Regions from separate parts of the Homo sapiens genome. Here region 1 is linked to region 2. The links are chromatin loops, found by intact Hi-C in ENCODE. Cell type or tissue: transverse colon. All regions are shown on one strand. Each heading gives the region's core, and the rest is flanking DNA. Links, peaks and the distances in the headings are about the cores only.

Region 1 (5,381 bases), core at 67-5,066, 62 kb before region 2:
TTAGTAGAAGGCAGTAGGTGAAGAGCAACATGACCTATGAAGCAATGTAGTGAGAGAGATCTGGGTTTGAAACTTGCATATTCTGAGCCATATTCCCTTAGACAAATTCCTTTATCTCTGAATTTCAGTTTCCTCATCTGTAAAATGGAGATGTACTGATTCCATGAGATAACAAAATGAAAATATAAGTGTATATGTGCTCAGTATATACAAATTCCCTCTCTTAGGGAATAGAATACGCAGTCATATTCCTATTTGAAATTACAGCATAAACTGTGACTTTGAACAGATTCTGAATTTTTTTTTTTTTTTTTTGAGATGGAGTCTCACTCTGTCACCAGGCTGGAGTGCAGTGGCGCGATGTCAGCTCACTGCAACCTTGGCCTCCTGGGTTCAAGGGATTCTCGTGCCTCGGCCTCCTGAGTAGCTAGGATTATAGGCATGCACCACCACACACAGCTAATTTTTGTATTTTTAGTAGAGACGGGGTTTACCATGTTGGCCAGGCTGGTGTCGATCTCCTGACCTGGTGATCTGCCCACCTCGGCCTCCCAAAGTGCTGGGATTACAGGCGTGAGCCACCATACCCAGCCAATTCTGAAAATTTTTAACACTCCTCCCCCAACATCACACACTACTCCTAATCCATGGGAATTGAGGAGATGAGAACAGCTAGAGGAAAATGATGCTTGAAGAGAGAGGAGAGCATTCTATTTTTCCAAAACTCAGCATAGCTCATCTGCTGCTTCCCTTCAGTTTGTCTGAGAATTCATTAATTGAACTCCTAATGCTTAGTGCTCAGCGGATATTGACAGCTTTGCAATTGCTTTTATTACTGATTATTATAAATTACACAATAAGAGACTACCTCCTAAGTGAGTTCTTGGACACATGCAGCGAGTTTTTACCAATAATTATTAAGTATCCCTACACATGTGCATCTTTAGAAAATGCTAGCAATAAGCATTTTAGAAAAGTTTTAAAAATACGGCCGGGAGCAGTGGCTCACACCTATAATCCCAGCACTCTGAGAAGCTGAAGTGGGAGGATCGCTTGAGTCCAAGATTTCCAGACCACCCTGGGAAACATGGCAAAAGGCTGTTTCTACAAAAAAAAAAAATACAAAAAAACTAGCTGGGTGGTGGTGGCACGTGCCTGTAGTCCCACCTATTCGGGAGGCTGAGGCAGGAGGATCACTTGAGCCTAGGATGTTGAGACGGCAGTGAGCCATGTTTGCACCACTGTACTCCAGCCTAAGCGACAGAGCAAGAACCCATCTAAAAAAAAAAAAAAAAAAAAAAAAAACTACTTGAGTGAGAACAGCCCCATATACAATTGTGAAAGAGGCAAGGCCTCTCCTGGTCTCCTGGCATTCTGGTTTGACCAGATATCTGCAATTTTCATAACTGTCATTTTATCACTCTCTTCCTCAAGGAGTTACTTTTACCAGACTCTTCCTCCTTTCTCTCTTCCTTCACTCAAAATATACTTTTATGTAGCTTTTTTGCTATTTAGAAGCAGTTAGAAAAAACCTGAGGAAAATAATTCACTAAAGATATCAAGGGCTAATGAATAGTTATTGTGTTATCATTCCCAGGGTGTGGGCGGTGCTTGTTTTAAGCAAGGAAGGCTTGAAGACTGGGCAATAGCTTAAGAAACTAGAAATATAGAGTTTGTGTGTGGGGATGGTAGCCACAGAGACATTTCTGAGGTCCCTCATATCACACAAGGAAGCAGCCACCTTCACTAATTATGTGACATTTCAGCCGTTTCTGTGGTGACATCATTGAAAAATCTGTACAGGGCCAGCCGTTCCTTATAGATTTTTTGCTGTTCCTCTGTCATTCCATTTGGCTTCGAATAGACAACAGGAAGGAAAAAAGAAGGCAATACAACAACAAAAAATAAATAAAAAAGAAAACAGCAAAACTTGATTAAGACTTGAGTTATTTAAATTTTAAACTTTTACATTGAAATTTTTACTGTTGACACCAAATTTGGGGCCTAAGATCTTTCCTCACATTGTGTTTTAAGTTGAATCGATAATTTGAGCTCAGATCTTGAAGGTGGTTTTTAGAGGGTAAAAAGGCTTGATCGATCTACCTTTGCAAAGTAATATTCCAAATATGAGTTATGAAAATGGCTGTGTTTTCTAAGGATCTCAAAGCCCCCTAGATAAGGACTTCTGGGAGTTATGATAGCTCTATTTTACAGAAGAACATAAACCAAGGTCTAGAGAAGTTGAGAGACCTGATCCAGGCTGCACAGTGAGTCCCCATGTAGGGAAAGGGAACTTTTGTCCTGGGGGTGAAATGAGAGGACTTTCCCATCTCTCAGTTATACAAAAGTTCTACTGATCAGGAGTAGGGTGGGAGTGAGGAAGAGATTGAAATCTGGCTGTTGTCTGATTCCTTGAGTTGTTGAGGTCAGCCACAGAGGAAGGATAAGTCATGGTTATGCTTTGATTTTATGTTGGTGTGTGATTTATGCACTCTGTTAGACAAGCTGCTTTCTTCCCCTGTTCCTCTAACAGGCAGTCTCATTGCTGGAGATGACTGTCAGCTGCTTTCTCTGCATAGCCACCATCACATGCCTCACCACTGGAGCCTGGGAAGCCTGACCACAAACCGGCATCTCCAAGGCATGAATAATTAGGTAGGCATAATGGAAGGCACTCATTGTACCCTCCAATTGCATAAGCCCATTACGGAACTCTGCTACATCAGCTTCTGTCTTCCAAAGGGGGAAGTCAGAGGATTTTCATACAAGGGCACTGTAACTCTAGACAGATCCAATAAAGGTTTTCATAACTGCTACCAAGTCAGGGAGGAGTCAGACATCATCAGCCTCAGCCAGGAGCCGGACGAACATCCAGGCGACATATTTTTCAAGCAGACTCCCACGAAAGACATTCTAACTGAGCTGTACAAACTCACAACAGAGAGGGAGAGACTGCTAACCAATCTCCTGAGCTCAGACCACATCCTGGGGATCACGATGGGGAACCAGGAGGGGAAGCTGCAAGAGCTGTCCGTGAGCCTGGCCCCCGAGGATGACTGTTTCCAGAGTGCTGGTGACTGGCAGGGAGAGCTCCCCGTGGGCCCTCTCAATAAGAGGAGCACCCACGGGAACAAAAAGCCTCGGAGGTCTAGTGGAAGGAGAGAGAGCTTTGGGGCCCTTCCACAGAAGAGGACCAAAAGAAAAGGGCGTGGAGGCCGAGAATCAGCTCCTCTGATGGGCAAGGACAAGATCTGTTCCAGCCACTCCCTTCCTCTTTCTAGAACAAGGCCTAACCTTTGGGTACTAGAGGAGAAAGGAAATCTGCTCCCGAATGGGGCACTTGCCTGCTCCCTGCAGAGGAGAGAGAGCTGCCCCCCAGATATTCCCAAGACGCCAGACACAGACCTTGGCTTTGGGAGCTTTGAGACGGCTTTCAAGGACACTGGGCTTGGAAGAGAAGTGCTGCCCCCTGACTGCAGCTCCACAGAGGCAGGAGGGGATGGCATTCGGAGGCCGCCGAGCGGGCTGGAGCATCAGCAAACAGGTTTGTCTGAAAGTCACCAGGACCCTGAGAAGCATCCAGAGGCAGAAAAGGATGAGATGGAGAAGCCGGCTAAGCGGACTTGCAAGCAGAAACCTGTCTCCAAAGTGGTGGCCAAAGTTCAGGACCTGTCCTCCCAGGTACAAAGAGTAGTTAAAACGCATTCTAAGGGTAAGGAGACGATTGCCATTCGCCCAGCAGCCCACGCTGAGTTTGTACCCAAAGCCGACTTGCTCACCCTCCCGGGAGCTGAGGCTGGGGCTCATGGCTCCAGGCGGCAGGGCAAGGAGCGGCAAGGGGATAGGTCATCGCAGTCGCCAGCCGGGGAAACAGCCTCCATTTCTAGTGTGTCGGCCAGTGCCGAGGGGGCCGTGAACAAGGTCCCCCTGAAGGTGATAGAGAGTGAGAAGTTAGATGAAGCCCCTGAGGGGAAAAGACTGGGCTTCCCTGTCCACACGAGTGTCCCTCACACTCGCCCAGAAACGAGAAACAAGAGGAGAGCCGGGTTGCCCCTTGGTGGCCACAAGTCCTTGTTTCTGGATCTGCCCCACAAAGTAGGTCCTGACTCCTCACAACCCAGAGGTGATAAGAAGAAGCCATCCCCACCAGCACCGGCAGCTCTTGGCAAGGTGTTTAATAATTCAGCCTCGCAGTCCAGCACACACAAACAGACGTCACCTGTTCCCTCGCCTCTGTCTCCAAGGCTCCCCAGCCCTCAGCAGCATCACAGGATCCTCCGGCTCCCTGCATTGCCTGGTGAGAGGGAAGCTGCTCTTAATGACTCTCCTTGTAGAAAGAGCCGTGTCTTCTCTGGGTGCGTCTCTGCTGACACCTTGGAGCCACCATCCTCTGCAAAGGTCACGGAGACCAAAGGAGCCAGCCCGGCCTTCCTCAGAGCAGGCCAACCTCGGTTGGTGCCTGGGGAAACTTTGGAAAAGAGCTTGGGGCCAGGGAAGACCACAGCTGAGCCCCAGCACCAGTCACCTCCAGGTTAGTCTCTGTTTAAGATGCTTTGAATCTATTCTTGGCTGATTGGGGAACTATCAGTCTGCCTGTGCTACTTAGAAACTGACTGATTAACAATGGACCAAAATTCCTAGGCCTATTACTTCACTTTGTAGCAAGAAAACGGGGAGTGGAACAGCGGGGTGTGGAGATGATTAGGATGGTTTTGACCTAGTGGTTCAGAGGTATAGTTGCTTCCAGGACTTTGTGAATGTCTTTTATTTCTTTCTTTTTTTTTTTTTTTGGCATCCTCTAAAGTTACTTCTGTGGTTGCGTAACAGTGACTCTCAAAGGAAAACAGGAACAGGCAGAGAGAAGTGGTAACTTGTCCCTGCCTTTGATGGTAACACTGGGTAATTGGCCTCTTGACCTAAATTCTGCCATTCATGCTGCTGGAGTCATTCTAGGGATTCTCTAAGCAGAAGTGCAAAAGTACGCTGTGTCTTCACTTATGTCTGTAGTTAGAGGTTTTTGTTTGTTTGTTTTTAGTAATCATCTCGATAAGTGCTATTATTTTATGACAAAAACTTTTGTGTTTTAACAGAACAGGAAGGAATTCAGTCTAATTTGAAGAAACTTGGTTCAAAGTTTTCTTTTTTTACAGTTTTTAAATTTCCCAAATAAGCACAAATTGACTTTATTCCGTAGGTATCTTTTACTTATGGGTTGTTACTGTTACTGGTATAGCATCATTTCTTATGTAAAAGGTGCTAAAGAGCTCATTTGACTTACATACTTAATGTGATTTAAAATGTTACATGAAAATAATTTTGTGGATTCAATAGGACCAAAAAAGACTGTGTAAAAGAAGCACTGCTCTGGTATTCATTACATT
Region 2 (5,381 bases), core at 264-5,263:
AAGGGAAAATGTTATTCAAATTTACTTGTAATGAATGCCATATGACTTTTTTTTGCATTCTTATTCTTCAATAATATTTTTGGGGCCAGGCACAATGACTTATGCCTGTAATCGCAACACTTTGAGAGGCCAAGGTGGTAGGATCACTTGAGGCAACACAGCAAGAGTCTATCTCTACAAAAAAAAATTAAAAACTAGCCTTGTGTGGTGGTGCACACCTGTTGTCCCAGCTACTTGGGAGGCCGAGGCAGGAGGATTGCTGAGCACAGGAGGCCAAGGCTACAGTGAGTTGTAATCATACCACTGCACTCCAGCCTGGGTGACACAGTGAGACTCCATCTCAAAAATATATATACATGTTTTTTGTTAACAAGCAAGTATATTCTTTCTTTTTTCTTTTTGTTTTTTTTGAGACAGTCTTACTCTGTTGCCCAGGCTGGAGTGCAGTGGCACAATCTCGGCTCACTGCAACCTCTGCCTCCCGGGTTCAAGCAATTCTTGTGCCTCAGCCTTCCAAGTAGCTGGGATTACAGGCACCACCCACCACACCCAGTTACTTTTTGTATTTTCAGTAGAGATGGGGTTTTGCCATGTTGGCCAGGCTGGTCTCAAACTCCTGACCTCTAGTGATCTGCCCACCTCAGCTTCCCAAAGTGCTGGAATTACAGGGGTGGGCCACTGCACCCGGTCATATTCTTTATAACCAAACATACTAAAATTTTTTGATCACTTAAGTATTTGAAGTACTAACATCTAATGTTTTGAGCATTTATTATCTGGGAGTAGACGGAGGCTTTTAATGTCTCAGTGAATCCTACAATCTCCTAAATTTGTTCTTTCCTTGATCTTTTCTGCATCAGGACTTACCTAGGTGCTCTATCCATTGTTAGCATCATCTGTGCCCCTGTTTTTCAAGTGTTAAAATATCCAGTGTAACTATGGCCACACATAAGTTTCCTAGTCTGAGTAATACACATCCCTCAACTAGTATTCTTCACAGGAGAAAACCGTGGAAGGAGGTTAATAAAATAATCAAAGAGATATTTATATACTTCCTTAAAATGCTATTTCATTTAAAGGCATGACTATAAATAGTTCCATTCATGGCTCTAGGCTCCTATGTTTGACTTTCTGGGAAGGAGTATCATAGGGTATCTATGAACGACCCTGAGGAGCTGTTGTTTCCAGAGATGATCAGCCACTTACTTGGAGCTGTTGCATTTGATGACGTGAATTCTATTTTTGGAACATGAACAGATTTAGGATCTGCTGCACTGCAGTGCAACTGAATTCTTATAAGCTTTATTGTTATTCTCCTTATCTTCTCTGACAAAAGAAAAATAGCCTTTCACATGACTGTGTGATGTTGGATATGCCCTCATTGTATATAGAGTTCTTTACTTAAAACAGGAAATTACTTGCTTCTCCCATCAAATCTATCTATCCCCCAGCCCAGGAAAAGTCTTCTGAAAGAAAATAATTGTGAGCCTAGTTCAATATCAGACATATTCTTATTATCTTCATTTTATTGATGAGGGAAAAAGACTCAGGGAGTTTTGGTAACTTCACCAAGGTCAAATAATTAGTAAAGGTCACAGCCAGGAATTTAGCCCACATGTTAAAGCCCTGTACCCACGCTCTTAACTTGTTCACGTCTGCTTCTCTCTTAGCCCTCAATATTCTCATCTGGAGACTGGCAATAATATCTTTCTCTAAATAGCATAAAGAACTTAGATTTTAGTTCTGCCTTTGCTGCTAGCTGGGCATGTTGGAAATACTGCAATCTTCATGGGTTTTGGTTCTCTCAACTATAAAATGAGCATGTAGGTGGGGAGATATACAAGATTCTTTCCAACTGTAAATTTGTTTTATTTTATTTGAATTTAAGCATGATTTTAGAAATGCAAACTACATTGCAGTTGCCTGATGGCTATGGATGCTTTCCTCATCAATGTTCAGACTTACAGAGCTTGCTCCCCACTCTCTGCTACTTTTTGATTTGCCATCAGCCTTTCTCTGCCTGGCCACACCTTCCGCCTGTCCATCTTTGCTCATTCATCATTTCTCTCCCCACATACTTCCCAGTGAGGAGTTAGAGGCTGGGGTGGATAGATACCACACCTTCTCAGAATTGTATCTACCTAGGTGGTTTGGTGACATTGTGTCATTTAACACTGCTGAGAATGAAAATGGGGGCAGTTGCATTAGTGAGCATTGATCTCTAATTGACAGATACCAGCCATGAGACTATACTTTTGCCACAGCTCTGTCTTCTTAGATACAGACATGAGTGATTACACACACAGCCACACATCCACTCCACAAGCACTTAGCAGTGTCACTTTCCATTAGCTGTACATCTAGATTGCTGTCTTTCTTGCTGGTAAGTACACGTTTGAATAACATAATGGAAGATATGTCTACCTGTACATATCAGTTCTGATATTCACGGCTGAGAAAACTTTACCTCTTAGGGTTTATTTTATGTAGTGCCTTGGGCACTACAACACAGGAGCTAAAACTGAGGAGAGTTTTAAGCTTAGGGTTTTTGTTTTTTCTCTCCTCTTTCTGGATGCATAACCACTTCGTCATTGCTGTCAAGTGAGGGCTTGGTATGATGGGAGAATTAGAGGAAACAGCTTAAAAGGCACTGTAATTTTGTCCCTTAGGGACTTTTGTCCAGATCTGCTGGTTATATAGTATGTTCACAGACTTCCTTTAGGAAATTGGTATATTTTTATATGTATATTCTTAGACGATTAAAGACAATATCTGGTAAATAACTTTTTAATAAAATGTAGTTTGTGCATGAATCTTGGTATGAATGAGTAAATGGGTGTGCCATGAGTTTTTCACTTGATTTTTCAGATCCTTGCAGTGCATTGAATAATTTTTTTCAGTACAAGTTACAAAACAAAAACACTGTTGTGTTTAAGCCCTCAGCTGAAAAGGTTTAATGTCTTTAATAATTACAGTGCTTCTAGTGGGAGCAGACATGATAGTGTATGAGGCAACTATTTCAACAAATAGGCCTCAAATCTCAGTGGCTTATAATAAATATGTATTGTTTTTACGTACTGGCCTGGGAGTTGGCTAAGGTTCACTCGATTGGGCCTGGGTTTGACTGAGCTTGGCTCCAGGCTTGCAGGACTGTGCCTGGGACAGATGTTCCACGTCTCATTCGAAGCTCCCGAGGACCATGTTCGTCTCATGGTGAGGGCAGAAGCACAGGGCGGGGCATGAAAACACACCGTGCGTCTTACAGCCTTAATTGGCACACTGTCACATTGTTTACATTCAGATGGCCAAAGGAAGTCACGTGGCAGGGGAAATAGACCAGAAAAGGCCGTGGGTGCGTGATCATATTGCAGGGAGGGAGTGAAACAGTGGGAACAATAATCCAATGTACCCCTGCTAGACAGACTGATTCTATTTTGGAAAGATGAGCTGTGGACACTGCCTCCTGTTTTAAATGGCATATTATTACCTTTGCATTCTGTCTGCTTCTGTTGTTTTGATAATTGACAGCAAAACCTCAGTCTGATGTTGTAGGTTAGCATCAGGAAGTGCAGCTCATCATGTGAATGGCTTTGAAAAGCACAGACTTTCAAAGTGGTTCCAAGGTAAGTCACCCTACCTTTACTGTGACTGTGCTGTACGTTGTATTAACCGTGGTCAGCTGTACAGATAACCTGTGTGTGTATGTGTGATCGATCAAACTGTTGAAATGTCTTTGAGGAACAAAATAACTAATACTGAGTACAAAACAGGTTTGTAGTATGCACATGAAAAGGAAAGACATGTTTAAACTGATAAGACTGATTCAGTTTTTCACAAAATATTCTCTAAAGATCTAACACCCCCAAATCTATTTGTGTCGGAAAATTAAATGACAGTTGACTGTTTTGACAGAATATATTTATCTAATTTCAGATGATTTTTTTCTCTTTTTATTAAATTTATTCAGCTGGAGAGACTAGCTTGGGTATTACCCATTTTAATAAATACAGACGTGCTTTATTTTTGACTGAAAAAAAGTTGTTTGTATTACTAAAACTCTCCATTCCCAAATTATTTTATAAATACATTGTGGTCGTCAGAATGTTGACTTTGTCATTTGTCCTAACCTACTTTGTCAGACTTTTGAGAATAATGGTTTTATGTTACTTATTTCAGTTTTATGTTACTTATGGTCCTTTTCTGTCCAAATGATTCTTGCCAAAATTATTATGCATCATGGTTTTACCTTGCATGTTTCCTTCATAGGGATATTGTCTGGTTAAACCTTAGGTATCAGAAATTAACTCTTTAAAACTAAAACCATTTCCAGAAAGAAGATAACTTTCACCTTGACATTGTTTTTGCTCTGCGTAGAGAGTGAATTGGATTGCACACCTCACCTCATTAATGCAGTATTGGATAGCCACTGCAGGTGTGTGAGGGGTTTGCATGTGTGTTTGCATAAATATGCATGCATGTGTGTTTCAAGGACCCCAAATCCTTGTTGTTATGGGAATGTTTCACTCTCTTGTACCTAAATGATGAACTTACACTCACCAGACAATGTGCCTCTGATGATACAAATGTCTTACCTCAGGTGTTGTACATTGTGTTTTGTGATACATATTATATATGTTATGTTTTATATTGTTTTATTATTCTGTGCAAACTTTACCCAAAGCCAGCAGCTACTTCAAAAGAAAAATGAAAGGTGGAGGGATTTAAAATGAGGGATGTGATTAGTAACCAAAACATCTTGGAAGATGAGGTAGTACAGTGAGAGTATACTGTAAATTTTAAAAAATTTATGCCAAAGGTGAATAGAAATAGTCCAGGAGGAGGATGAGCCATATAAATAGAAGTCAAAGGAGGTCTGAGCTTTAATTTCTTCATCTGTTAAAATATAAGCAGTACTATCTTCCTCAGAGTCAACATGAGCATAAAGCAAAGGTGCTAAGCAGAGTGCCTTCTCCCTGAGGTTCCTTTAGGCATTAGTTCATTCCTATGTCTTGAGACTAGAAGTGGGTCACTCTAAAGCATGTGAGACCCTAAATGAAAGGCCAGAAGACTGTCTGTAGACAGTGGGTAGCAAGGGGATTGAGTGGAAAGGCACTTTGTTCTAAGGGATCTGACCGAGATGAAGGAAGAGCCTGGGTATACTCTTCTAGACAACTGTGTCTGCAGGGGGAACATAGACTGGGGAAGCCCTGGACTCTCATTTTTCTCAGTGGTTGCAGAAAGGTGTTTTGTGGACAGCCTGCTAGAGGGCAACTATAGACACACTGTGACCTGCATCATTCTGAAGTGTGATTGAAAACTAATAAACCAAACAGGCAAACAACAGCCAAACCTTAGCTGTTTTCAAATTTTCTTCCTTCTAA

Evidence for each region. A loop is a pair of places that touch in the nucleus more often than their neighbours do. Peaks named below come from ENCODE experiments on the same cell type or tissue, not always from the same donor. Only the 100,000 strongest peaks of a DNase experiment are listed, where the experiment ranks them.
Region 1: a loop joins it to region 2, with 5 times the contacts of the local background. A loop is called at or near these places in 2 of 110 quality-filtered maps.

The regions. Positions count from the first base shown.
Region 1 is chr15:33,152,198-33,157,578 of GRCh38, reverse strand. FMN1 (formin 1) reads left to right here. Exons shown (of 21, transcript NM_001277313.2): 4 at 2,534-4,531. The coding sequence starts at 2,665. Among named protein-coding and RNA genes, the nearest start is that of FMN1, 40 kb to the left of the region's middle. In transverse colon, for the core only: no CTCF peak of the experiment used is centred there; a DNase peak (open chromatin) is centred at 2,605; H3K4me3 peaks cover 1,790 bases; H3K27ac peaks cover 2,332 bases.
Region 2 is chr15:33,090,375-33,095,755 of GRCh38, reverse strand. All of the region lies in intron 4 of FMN1 (formin 1), which reads left to right. Among named protein-coding and RNA genes, the nearest start is that of FMN1, 100 kb to the left of the region's middle. In transverse colon, for the core only: no CTCF peak of the experiment used is centred there; a DNase peak (open chromatin) is centred at 3,245; H3K27ac peaks cover 658 bases.